2 separate regions of the Homo sapiens genome follow, and region 1 is linked to region 2. The links are chromatin contacts, found by Hi-C or POLR2A ChIA-PET in ENCODE. All regions are on one chromosome and are shown on one strand. Each heading gives the region's core, a stretch centred on a gene start or an enhancer-like site at or near the end of the contact. The rest is flanking DNA. Distances are from core to core; before and after follow the strand shown.

The links. Hi-C counts contacts between places; a loop is a spot of excess contacts on that map. ChIA-PET counts read pairs that join two places held with the same protein, here RNA polymerase II (POLR2A). Pooled maps may share reads with other maps.
Region 1: a pooled map shows a loop between it and region 2 (4-fold over the local background). The contact joins the promoter of LAMC1 here to the promoter of STX6 in region 2. A Hi-C loop is called at or near these places in 2 of 50 pooled maps. POLR2A ChIA-PET finds 5 or more read pairs at or near these places in 2 of 52 experiments (GM12878 and endothelial cell of umbilical vein).

Annotation. Positions count from the first base shown.
Region 1 is chr1:183,022,024-183,027,156 of GRCh38, forward strand. It overlaps LAMC1 (laminin subunit gamma 1), which reads left to right and starts at 1,397. Exons shown (of 28, transcript NM_002293.4): 1 at 1,397-2,111. The coding sequence starts at 1,694. RefSeq lists enhancers at 94-649, 650-1,204, 1,760-2,313 and silencers at 716-1,105, 1,136-1,525, 1,576-1,645, 1,666-1,805.
Region 2 is chr1:181,021,205-181,026,366 of GRCh38, forward strand. It overlaps STX6 (syntaxin 6), which reads right to left and starts at 1,666. Exons shown (of 8, transcript NM_005819.6): 1 at 1,435-1,666. The coding sequence starts at 1,469. RefSeq lists an enhancer at 1,406-2,189 and silencers at 1,598-1,727, 1,848-1,947.

The DNA.
Region 1 (5,133 bases), core at 147-2,646, 2.0 Mb after region 2:
TAAGTAAGCTCAGCCGTGTAACAAGACCCTAGATTCCCCTCCCTTCTTCATCCTACCAGAACATTATCCTTAAGGTTTTCCTAATCAGCAGTCTGCGTCTAACTAACCCTAACTATCCAGAGTCACCTAACATATACTTATTTCCTTGTTTCAGATTCCCATTACGCCTATCTTAATGGGACAACTGGGTCCGAAATTATGCATGTGTTTTTTTGTTTTGTTTTTGCGGTGTACTTATTATCCGCACTTTATCATTAAATTCCTGAAAAGCTAGAACAAAACAAATCCGTGTCATTCACTATGTGCATCCTCTCTGCTTGGGGACGCCAAGGGTTTCAAGCTGCTGCCTCCCTGCCCTGGTCTCTGCTTGCCGTATCCAGCACTGGGTAAGCGCCCAGGTTCTGCTCCGGGACTAAAACTCATGATCTTCTGGCTCAGGTTCTGTGAACTGAGTCATTCTGGCACTGAGAATATTCCGTGACTCAGCAGGCCCGAAAAGGAGGATGTCAGAATCCACATAATTTCGAGTCTTTTAAAGGCAAGCCGAGGAACACAAACAACACAGTGGAAGAATTTCGCAGTGGGTCGTGCGTACCCAAGGGAAAAATTCATTCCATTCCCAGCCTTTTCACTTCCTTCCTTGCCCCGGTAAAACGACTGGTTACACTTTAAATCAGCGGCAGGAAATCGCTTCACGAAACTCATCTGGCTGCTGCGACCAGGCCCTTCTGATTCTCCAGGGACCGTGTCGGCCCCATGAACGCCCCGGGACCTCTGTTCGGGAGGGGCTGGAGCGGGGCCCCGGGCAGCAGCGGGCGCTCCCGGTTCGGACCCACACCTGGCCGGGCGGGGACCCTCTTGCCGCAGCCCAAATTGGCGCGAGGCCCCAGGGACGACCCCGAGCGACCTCCTGACCCGGCATCGCCCCTCTAAGGCGCCCTCCCCCGACTCCTCCCGCAATCCGGAGTCTCCCAGGCCGCGGAGCCCAAGGACCCCAGCGACTCCCGCGCGGGGAGCGGGTCTGCGAGGCCGCCCTTCCCTCCCGGCATGCACCACCCAGCCGCCCTCCCCTCCCCTCCTCTCCTCTCCCCTCCCCTCCTCTCCCCTCCTCTCCCCTCCCCTCCCCCAACCCCCTCCCCCGGCTCCCCGCCCACCTCGCGCGCCCCTCCCCCCGGGTCGCGCGCCGCGGGCCCGAGCGCGAGACGCCGCTGCTCCCGCCCCCGCCGCCTCCTGGAGTCGCCGGGGCGGACGCGCAGTCCATGGGGCGCGGTGGGCCGGGGAGTTGCCCCAGGGGCCGCGGGAGTTGCTGAGAGGAGACAGGGTTGGGCTTTCTCCTCGCCCAGACCCCACCCCACCCTGCCGACCCCACCCCCTGCTCCTTCCTCCCCGGGGGCGCGCACTCGGGCACGCGCTCGGAAGTCGGGGGTCGGCGCGGAGTGCAGGCTGCTCCCGGGGTAGGTGAGGGAAGCGCGGAGGCGGCGCGCGGGGGCAGTGGTCGGCGAGCAGCGCGGTCCTCGCTAGGGGCGCCCACCCGTCAGTCTCTCCGGCGCGAGCCGCCGCCACCGCCCGCGCCGGAGTCAGGCCCCTGGGCCCCCAGGCTCAAGCAGCGAAGCGGCCTCCGGGGGACGCCGCTAGGCGAGAGGAACGCGCCGGTGCCCTTGCCTTCGCCGTGACCCAGCGTGCGGGCGGCGGGATGAGAGGGAGCCATCGGGCCGCGCCGGCCCTGCGGCCCCGGGGGCGGCTCTGGCCCGTGCTGGCCGTGCTGGCGGCGGCCGCCGCGGCGGGCTGTGCCCAGGCAGCCATGGACGAGTGCACGGACGAGGGCGGGCGGCCGCAGCGCTGCATGCCCGAGTTCGTCAACGCCGCCTTCAACGTGACTGTGGTGGCCACCAACACGTGTGGGACTCCGCCCGAGGAATACTGTGTGCAGACCGGGGTGACCGGGGTCACCAAGTCCTGTCACCTGTGCGACGCCGGGCAGCCCCACCTGCAGCACGGGGCAGCCTTCCTGACCGACTACAACAACCAGGCCGACACCACCTGGTGGCAAAGCCAGACCATGCTGGCCGGGGTGCAGTACCCCAGCTCCATCAACCTCACGCTGCACCTGGGTAAGCGGTGACAGCCCCGTCCCCTGCTACTGCTCGCCAGCAGCCCAGCTCCCGGACCGGCTCCGTCCCAGTGGCCGGCCTCACGGGCGCAGACGGCCGCGTGTTTGCTCTCTGTTCCCCGGCATGGGCCACACAGAAACTCCTTTCTCCAACTTCTTAAATAGATACTGCTTTTAACATCCCGTGAGGGCCAGGATGTTCCGCACGAGTCTCTCTGCTTTCCTGTTCTTTCTGACTTAACGGGATTCTGGCTCTCTGATTATTCTGCATTTCGGCTGTTAGGATTGTGATTTCCCCCTTTTTTTTCTGAAGCGTTAATCAGAAACTCCCATCCCCACTTTTCTCTTTGCTAGCAAGGTCATCACAGCGCATTCTTGGATCGGAAACAAGAAGGTCCGCCTTAAACACTTTCGCCTTTAAAATGTTTAGATGTCCTTCCAGGGCTGAGGGTGATTGCTCTGTTGAGTTAAGGGGGAATTTGAGGGGAGCAAATGCCTTCGCTGCCTATATTGCCTATGTGTAATTAAAACATAAATTCACTTTTGAAGTTATTGTTCTTTATAGCTGCTCAGCCTTAATTAAGAACCACAAAGCGATTTGACTGCTAATCCTGGTGCAGAATGAACAAAAGGAAGTGCACTCACTGTAATTGCTGGGCATAGCCTTGTCCCTGGGTAAAAAGGCTCTCCTTTACTGTCTTCCCTTTTGCTTTCATTCAAAGCAACTGTAGAAACACGTGTAAGTGATGTTTCAGAAATCAGGAAAGGGATGTGTAGAAAACTTCATGGCAGGGCAGTGGATTGAGGATGGACATATGTATCTGGAAGCACCAAAAATAATGTTCGGTCTAGCTAAGGTTTTCTTCATCATTGAGATACGTAAATAGGCAGAAAGTTTCATTATTGTGTTTAACAGAGGAATCTATGTGTGAGAAACACGTTTGACTTAACACTTCACTCCCCATTGCCTTGGAAGGCTTGATTATTACCAGTAGCTGGTACTAATGAACTTCCAGAGAGAACAGACTGCCTCAAGCCATTCTTCTGTCAAGGGAGGGTAATTTTGTAAGGCTAATATCACTTAGGGGTGTTGGAAAGGAACATGTTGTAGGCAAATGGTTCTTTTGATCATGATTTTGCTGCTCTCCGGTACACTAAACTTTATGTAAGTATCAGGATTCCAGAGAAAGAATTGGACTTAACAAAAAGTACTTTGAAAAGTGGGATTAAATTATTGTGTGTGGAATAAGTGTTAGAAAAGCAGAATTATTTAACATCTTATTTGCAGTTGAGTCATTAAACAAATGAAACATTTTGAAAATAATTTCATAAAATGATACTATGAGGTATCTGTTTTTCAGGGATTGAAGAAGTAAAGTGCACTGAGTTCAGTTTTTTAAAGGTGCCTTTCTGAAGACATAGCTAGTGACCGAGGATTTCCTAAGATCTGTGAGATTGCTCTTTATTTTCTCCTGTTATATTTTTTAAGTTGGCCAAAATTATTTTTGAAATGTGTATCTAAGTATTTCTGTTTAACTTTTGACTTGTTAAAGTTTCTGTGTTCAAGTTTGAATACTCTTGAAGTCTTATTTTTTTCATTTTCAGATTTTAAAATTTTCAAAGAAAAGGCGTTGCCTGATGTCTGAAATCTCAGATGCCTGAAATTCAATTGACAATTACTGAACAACAGTCTCTTATTTACATAAAGGTGGGGTTGTCAATCTTGGCTCTCAGAATTTTCTCTTGTAGGCACTGTGTAGCTAAAGGTTATTTAAGGTGATTTCAGAGGTAGATAGATTACTCAGTGATTACTACCCTGTTGCAAAGATAATGCGGTAGAGTAACCCAGTATCAGTTACGTTAGATTGCTCCCACTGGGAGGCAGATATGTTAACTTTGGGTCATGGTTGATTAAAAGGTCAAAAGAGATCTTAGAGTTTACCTCTAACATCACTTTTTACTATGAAATGTTTTATGCTTGGACTTGGTTTTGCTGAAATTTTCCTCAACTTTTGGTAATATTCTTGCTAAATGAAATTCATAAAACTATGAGTTTAAAACTTGTAAGTTAAAAGTTAAAGTATTTTCTTACAAGCATTGTGATTAACTGTAAAAATATGTACTTTAAACTTCTAGTTTAAACTAACTTGACTAGGATACTTGACTTGTTCTTGGATCAGAAATGACATCCTGGAAGAAATCATGCATAGTGGAGGAGGTGGGAAGGGGGAAAGGTTTGTGTGTAGTGAGGTTGAGGTTTCTCTTTCTGTCCTCCCCCCCCCTTTAATGACAAGGTTATATGTATACATGTATGTTTCGATCAACAATTTATGACAAGTAGGCAAGGTGTCATGTGTCACTGTGTGTTTTGATGTTTAGCATATTCACTCCCCAACTCCAGTTACTCCATGGGCTGTAGCTAACTAATTATTTCCCATGAATTAAAGTACCGTGACTGTTTTGTGCATCTATTAAATCTCCCTCCCAGTTCAAATTTCACATACCCTTAAACAAGTGATGCATATTGTGCTTTGCTATTACAGAGCATGTGAAGCTAGAAATGAGTAGTGTGAAAGAACTAGGTCTAGCCACCACTTTTCTAGCCTTTCTTTTGATGTTGAACTTTAAATACAGTAAACTTTAAAATAAGCAGTCAAATCATACATAAGAAATGTAAGTAGTTATGTAAGTGTTTTGGCACTGACTTTTTTAAATTATGAAAATGAAACATGACATTGTAAATTCAAACAGTAAGTGTAATGACAAGTGAGTTTCTTTATCACTAGCTGCTAAGCTCCATGCCCTAGAGACCACCCTTCACAATTTCTTACATTAATATGACCCTCTAGAAATTTTTCATGCATACACATGTGTATATAAAATTATAGGATCATTTTAACTGATACTTTTTGGGAGGCTGAGGCGTATTTTAACAGATGGCAAATACAAATCTGATTATTGTGCCTGTATCATCACTTGCTGTACAAAAGCCAGGAAAATCAGTGTTGATTCTGAAAACAGCG
Region 2 (5,162 bases), core at 416-2,915:
ACCGCCAGAGATAACCTTTGCCAACCTAAGCATTAAGAACTTTCAATCAAGGAAAAAACATCTATTTTAAAAATTAACCCCTAAATCAATCCTTCTAATAAATATCACATTTTCTAGGTAGGGATACACATATTACCAGTAAATTTACAACTCAGCATTTTCCCATCTAAATTAGAGTAAGGTGAAGAAAAAAAACTTTCCAGGGAAATATTAAGAAGTAGTATAAATGTATTTTACTGCATAATCGATAAAGTATTTCACCTAAAATACCATTTAAATTTTCTACAACACTTGACTATACAACGGCCAGCTTGCACCACTACAGAAATAGGAAGCTAGCAGCAACTAGTAAAAAGCAAGGGACATTCTGTGGTGATCAGTACTGACCTGGGAACTTTGCAGTTTTCAGATTTTTCATGTTTGACATTTAAAACAGAAAACTGACAAGTTTCTAATAAGAAACTAAAAGTTACATCAGAATTGATCTTCTTGCATGTGTTTAATGGCTACGAAGTGGATATTACAAAGTGCAGTTGAAGACTCTATCTCCAAAGAAACAATCGAGCAATCAAAGATGAGCTAGGATAGCTTGTAAGGGAACAGAAGGCAGTCCTTTCTATTCTGAAAGGCAGAAGAAATAGGAGAAACCTGTCAAACAACCTGGATGAAATCAAGGAGTTAACAAGCAACACTCATTTCCTTTAGCACTGTGAGAAAATTCCGGTTGCTAATAGAAAGCTGAGGAAAGTTTGGTTTGGCTTGTTTCATTTTGTTTTCCTTCCAAATCATCACTGAGTATGAACGACTGCTTTCCTCTCCTCACATTACTCAGTAAAAACTCCCCCATTGAATTGTCTTCCGGTGCCCTGCTCCCCAGCCTCCCAGAACGGCCCCCGCCCCCGCCTCCCTCCCAGCAAACGTGCTCAGACGCCTCTGGGCTTGTTGTGGTCTCGCCAGTCTGCGGACAAGCGCTCCAAACTCAATGGACAATGGAGCTCACCCCCGTCAACGCGAACTACAAAGCTCAGGAGGGCCATTTCCCTTTTCCTGCCCAGATGCTGTTTTCGCTCCTTCGAAGCAAGATCCCATGCTCGACTAGACGGCCAGTGTGCGCCAGGACCCGCGTGTCTCCTTCCCCACCTGCAGAGCTGCTGAGCCCCTCGGCCCCCAAATAAATTGTACCGCAGCACACAGGCCAAAAAGGGCCCCCCACCACCAGGGGCTTGGCTGGGGACAGTGGCTTCACGGTCCAGGTAGGGATGGAGGGAACGTCTCTTGACGCTTGGTCATGGCCCTCAAGACTAAGCCGTCTCCACTGTTCCCCCTCCCCAGCTCCAACTTGCCTCCCCTCCCCCCACTGCGAGAAGACCTAGGAGGTGCGGGCAGGCAGCACCGCCACCTCTTCCTCCGGTGGAGCGCTCGGCCGACACTCACCCTTTCACCACAAAGAAGGGGTCCTCCATGGACATGGCGTCCCGGCCCCGGCCGCCTTCACCTCCTCCGCGCACAGGGCGCCCGTGCCTCCCGGTCTCCCTCCGCCCACCCCGCCTGTTCCCGCAGCTGCCCGCGCCTTAGTCTGGGTGAAGCCGAGCAGCGGGCACGCGCACAGGCCAGGTGCACAGGACGGCCGCTGGTCCAGCACTCGCTCAGCACCACTGGCCGAATCCCGGACTCGGGCGCCGGCCCCCTCGGCAGCCTCCAGTCCCGGCTCCTCCCGAAGCGTCGGAGGGCCTGACCCCACCCCCGGGACCCTCGGCCGCGGCCAATCACGAACGCCGCCTGAAACACGACTTCCGCACCCCGCTCACGTGACCAGGGCATATATCTCTCTCTCTCTCTCTCTCTCCTCTCTCTCCTCTCTCTCCTCTCTCTCCTCTCTCTCCTCTCTCTCCTCTCTCTCCTCTCTCTCTCTCTCTCTCTCTCTCTCTCTCTCTCTCTCTCCCCCCCCCCCCAGTGGGCGGGGCTTACGCCTGCGTCCCTCGGCCCTGGAGGCGGAGCCCTCGGGGCGGTGGAGGTGGGCGGGCTTCTACAGCCCTCTCCTCAAGCTTGAGGGTGAGGAGTGGCTTGTTCCCTCAGAACTAGGCAGTCGGCTTTTCAGGATAAGCTGTAGTTGTACCTGATTTGCAAAATCCTCTTACCTTTCCTCTACTTTTAATACTTAATTTTGACAGTATGTAATTTATAAATCTATCTGGTCCTCGACTTAAAATGAAGCATAGTATCTGATTATAATGTTACACAGATCCTTTAAGTAGGTCTTGCTTTGTGTTGGACAGTGTGCTAAAGGTTGTGTATGCATCATCTCAGTATCCTTTGGGGGAAAGTATTATTCCCCCCTCCCCCTTTTTGGGGGGCAGGGTCTCTCTCTGTCACCCTGGCTGGAGTGTAGTGGCACAATCACAGCTCACTGCACCCTTGACCTCCTGGGCTCAAGCGATCCTCCGGCCTCAGCCTCCCGAGTAGCTGGGACTACAGGTGAGCGCCACCACGCCCGGCTAATTTTTAAATTTTTTATAGAGATGGGGCTCTCAGTATATTTCCTAGGCTGGCCTTGAACACCTGAGCTCACATGATCCTCCTGCCTCTGCCTCCCAAAGTGGTGGGATTATGGGCGTGAGCCACCACACCATCCATTTTTCTCATTTTGTAGATAAGAAAATAAGTTCAGAGAGGCTTGAAGACTTCCTGTAGTCACACAGCCTGGACAGGGCAGAACTGCAGATTCTGTGCACTTTCCACCAGATGGGGTGTACTTTCTGTTGCTGTACATTCTGCAAATAACCATGTAAAGTAATTTTTCATACAGCATATGGTGCTTCCCAGGAGAGCACACCTTCGAGGAATAAAGAAGGGGCCAGGTATGACAACTTCCTCTCACTGTGGTTCAAGAGCTATTCGAGAAAACATTTTGCCCAGAACCATTAACCAACTCATATGCTAGATATGCTATGAAATTTGTGGATGGGGATTGTGGACTTTGATTGCTGAAAATCATTGAGCACTTACTGTGTGTGTGTGTCAGGCAGGATGTTAAGTGTTATCTCAGTTGCTCTTACAATGTGATAATTACTGCTATCATGCCCATTTTATAAATGAGAAATCTGAGACTCGGAGGTTAAGTGACTTGCCCAAGGTCACCAGTCTGGAGCTGGCACAGTCCTTGGAGCAACACAAACCCCGTTTAAACCTTGGCTCTATCATTCAGTTCCTCATCTATAAAACATAAATAATAATAGCTAGTTCATGGGTTGTTGTGATGGTTAAATAAAAATGTGTGTAAACCTCAAGATCCCAAAGGACTAAGTTACTGAAGTCAGGAAAACCAGTAAGGACGCTGCTAAAGTCATGTGGCCTGAAGGGATGAGGTCCAGACCAGGATGACAGCGATTGAGAACAGAGAAGGAGTGAATCTGACAGATGTTTCAAAAGGAAAACAAGACTAAACACCTAGACATGATGAGGGGCTGAATGGGTTTCAGGAGGGGAGAGAAGAGAGGGGTGAAAGCCAAAATCCCTGGAGGAGCGAATGATGGAAGGCAGATGTGGGGAAAGGAAGCAGTGTCCAATACTAGTGATTGCTAATGTTTATTGGGAGAGAACTGTTTAATTTACTTAGCTGGGGAGGTGAAAACGTGTCATCGTTCATTCATTCAACAAGCACATGTAAATTGAGGGGTAGGTGAGCATGGTGTTGAAGACCATCCTTGGAGTCTGATTGCTTGAGTTCTGCTGCTTCCTGACTGTTGCATCTCAGGCAAGCCGCTTCATCTCTCACTATCCTCAACTGTGAAATAGACACCGTAATAACAGCTTCCTTATAGAGTGTCATGAGGTGATGTGTGAAAAGTGCTTAAAACAGTGCCTGACACATGTTGTGCTCCTACTGTGTGCTAAGCACTGAGACACAGGCATGAACAAGGCTTGGTTCTTGCCTTCAAGGAACTGTCAGACTGGTGGGAGAGACAGACTGGTGGGAGAGACACACAGTGAGAGAAGGGCACAGGTTGCCATAGAAACACAGCGACAAGATACCAGTATATTTGTGTGTTTTCGGGGCTGGGGCAGGGGGTTCCTAAGCAGTGACTAGAAGCAGCCAGGAGAAGGGGGCCATGTTGCTGGAGTAGAAGGAAAAGGATGGGGGCAGCAGGAGCTAAGCCTGGAGGTGGACAGGGTCAGATTATCAGGGCCCTTGTTTGTAATGTTCAGAATAGTGGACGCTTCCTATGGACAGTTCCCCATGGGGACTGAGGGAATTGACAGGGTCAGATTGGCATTTGAGACAGATGCTTCAGTGGCTAGGAGGTTATGGTCCAGAGGAGGGATGAGGGTATCCTGAGCTGGGCTTGTGACAACTAAGGTGGAGAAGAGTGATGCATTTGAGACATACTTTAGAGGCAAAGTTAGTATACTTGGTGACTGATTGGTTCAGGGTATGGGGGAATTGATGAAAGAAGAGGGAGGAAGGCTTCTGGGGTTGTAAATGGGTAGTGTTGGTTCCAACCATCAAGAAAGAGAACACAAGAGGAGGATTTGATTTAGGGTGAATGTAAATTAGCTGTTAGCATGTCATTTATCCCCACCAAACAGTAAACTCCTGGAGGGACAGGATACTATGTTAATGTTATTATCACCTAAGTGCCTGACACGGCCTCTTATTATCTGTTCCATGAATTTCTTAATTGGACCACATATGACAGGCCAGAGTTTTATAAGTAGTAATAGAAGATAGAGGACAGAGGCTTGGGTTCCCATAATTAGGGGATTAGAAAAAGCACCAACAATGGAGATAGTGGAGTGTCAAGATATAAAATGTGTGTATGTGTGTGTGTGTGTGTAGGTGTTCCTTTCTTTAATGTGTCACCCTCCTTTACCCTCTCTCAAACTAGACCTTGGCCTCCACTGCCCACAAGGAAAGGGAAGCTATGGCTAAAATGCAAGGAGAAACAAAGGAGGTTCTTTCTTTCTTTCTTTTTTTTTTTTTTCATTTAATAGGACCCACGTCCTGGCATAAACAATAGGTTGGGAAGAATACTCAGCAAAAACCCATCTCTTCCCACACCCCCACCCCTACCCCACCCCCAACCCAAAAGAATAATTTAAATTTCTCAGGGAATAAAAAATCAAAACAGTGGTTGTCTTGGGGGACAGAGTTTGACTGGGAA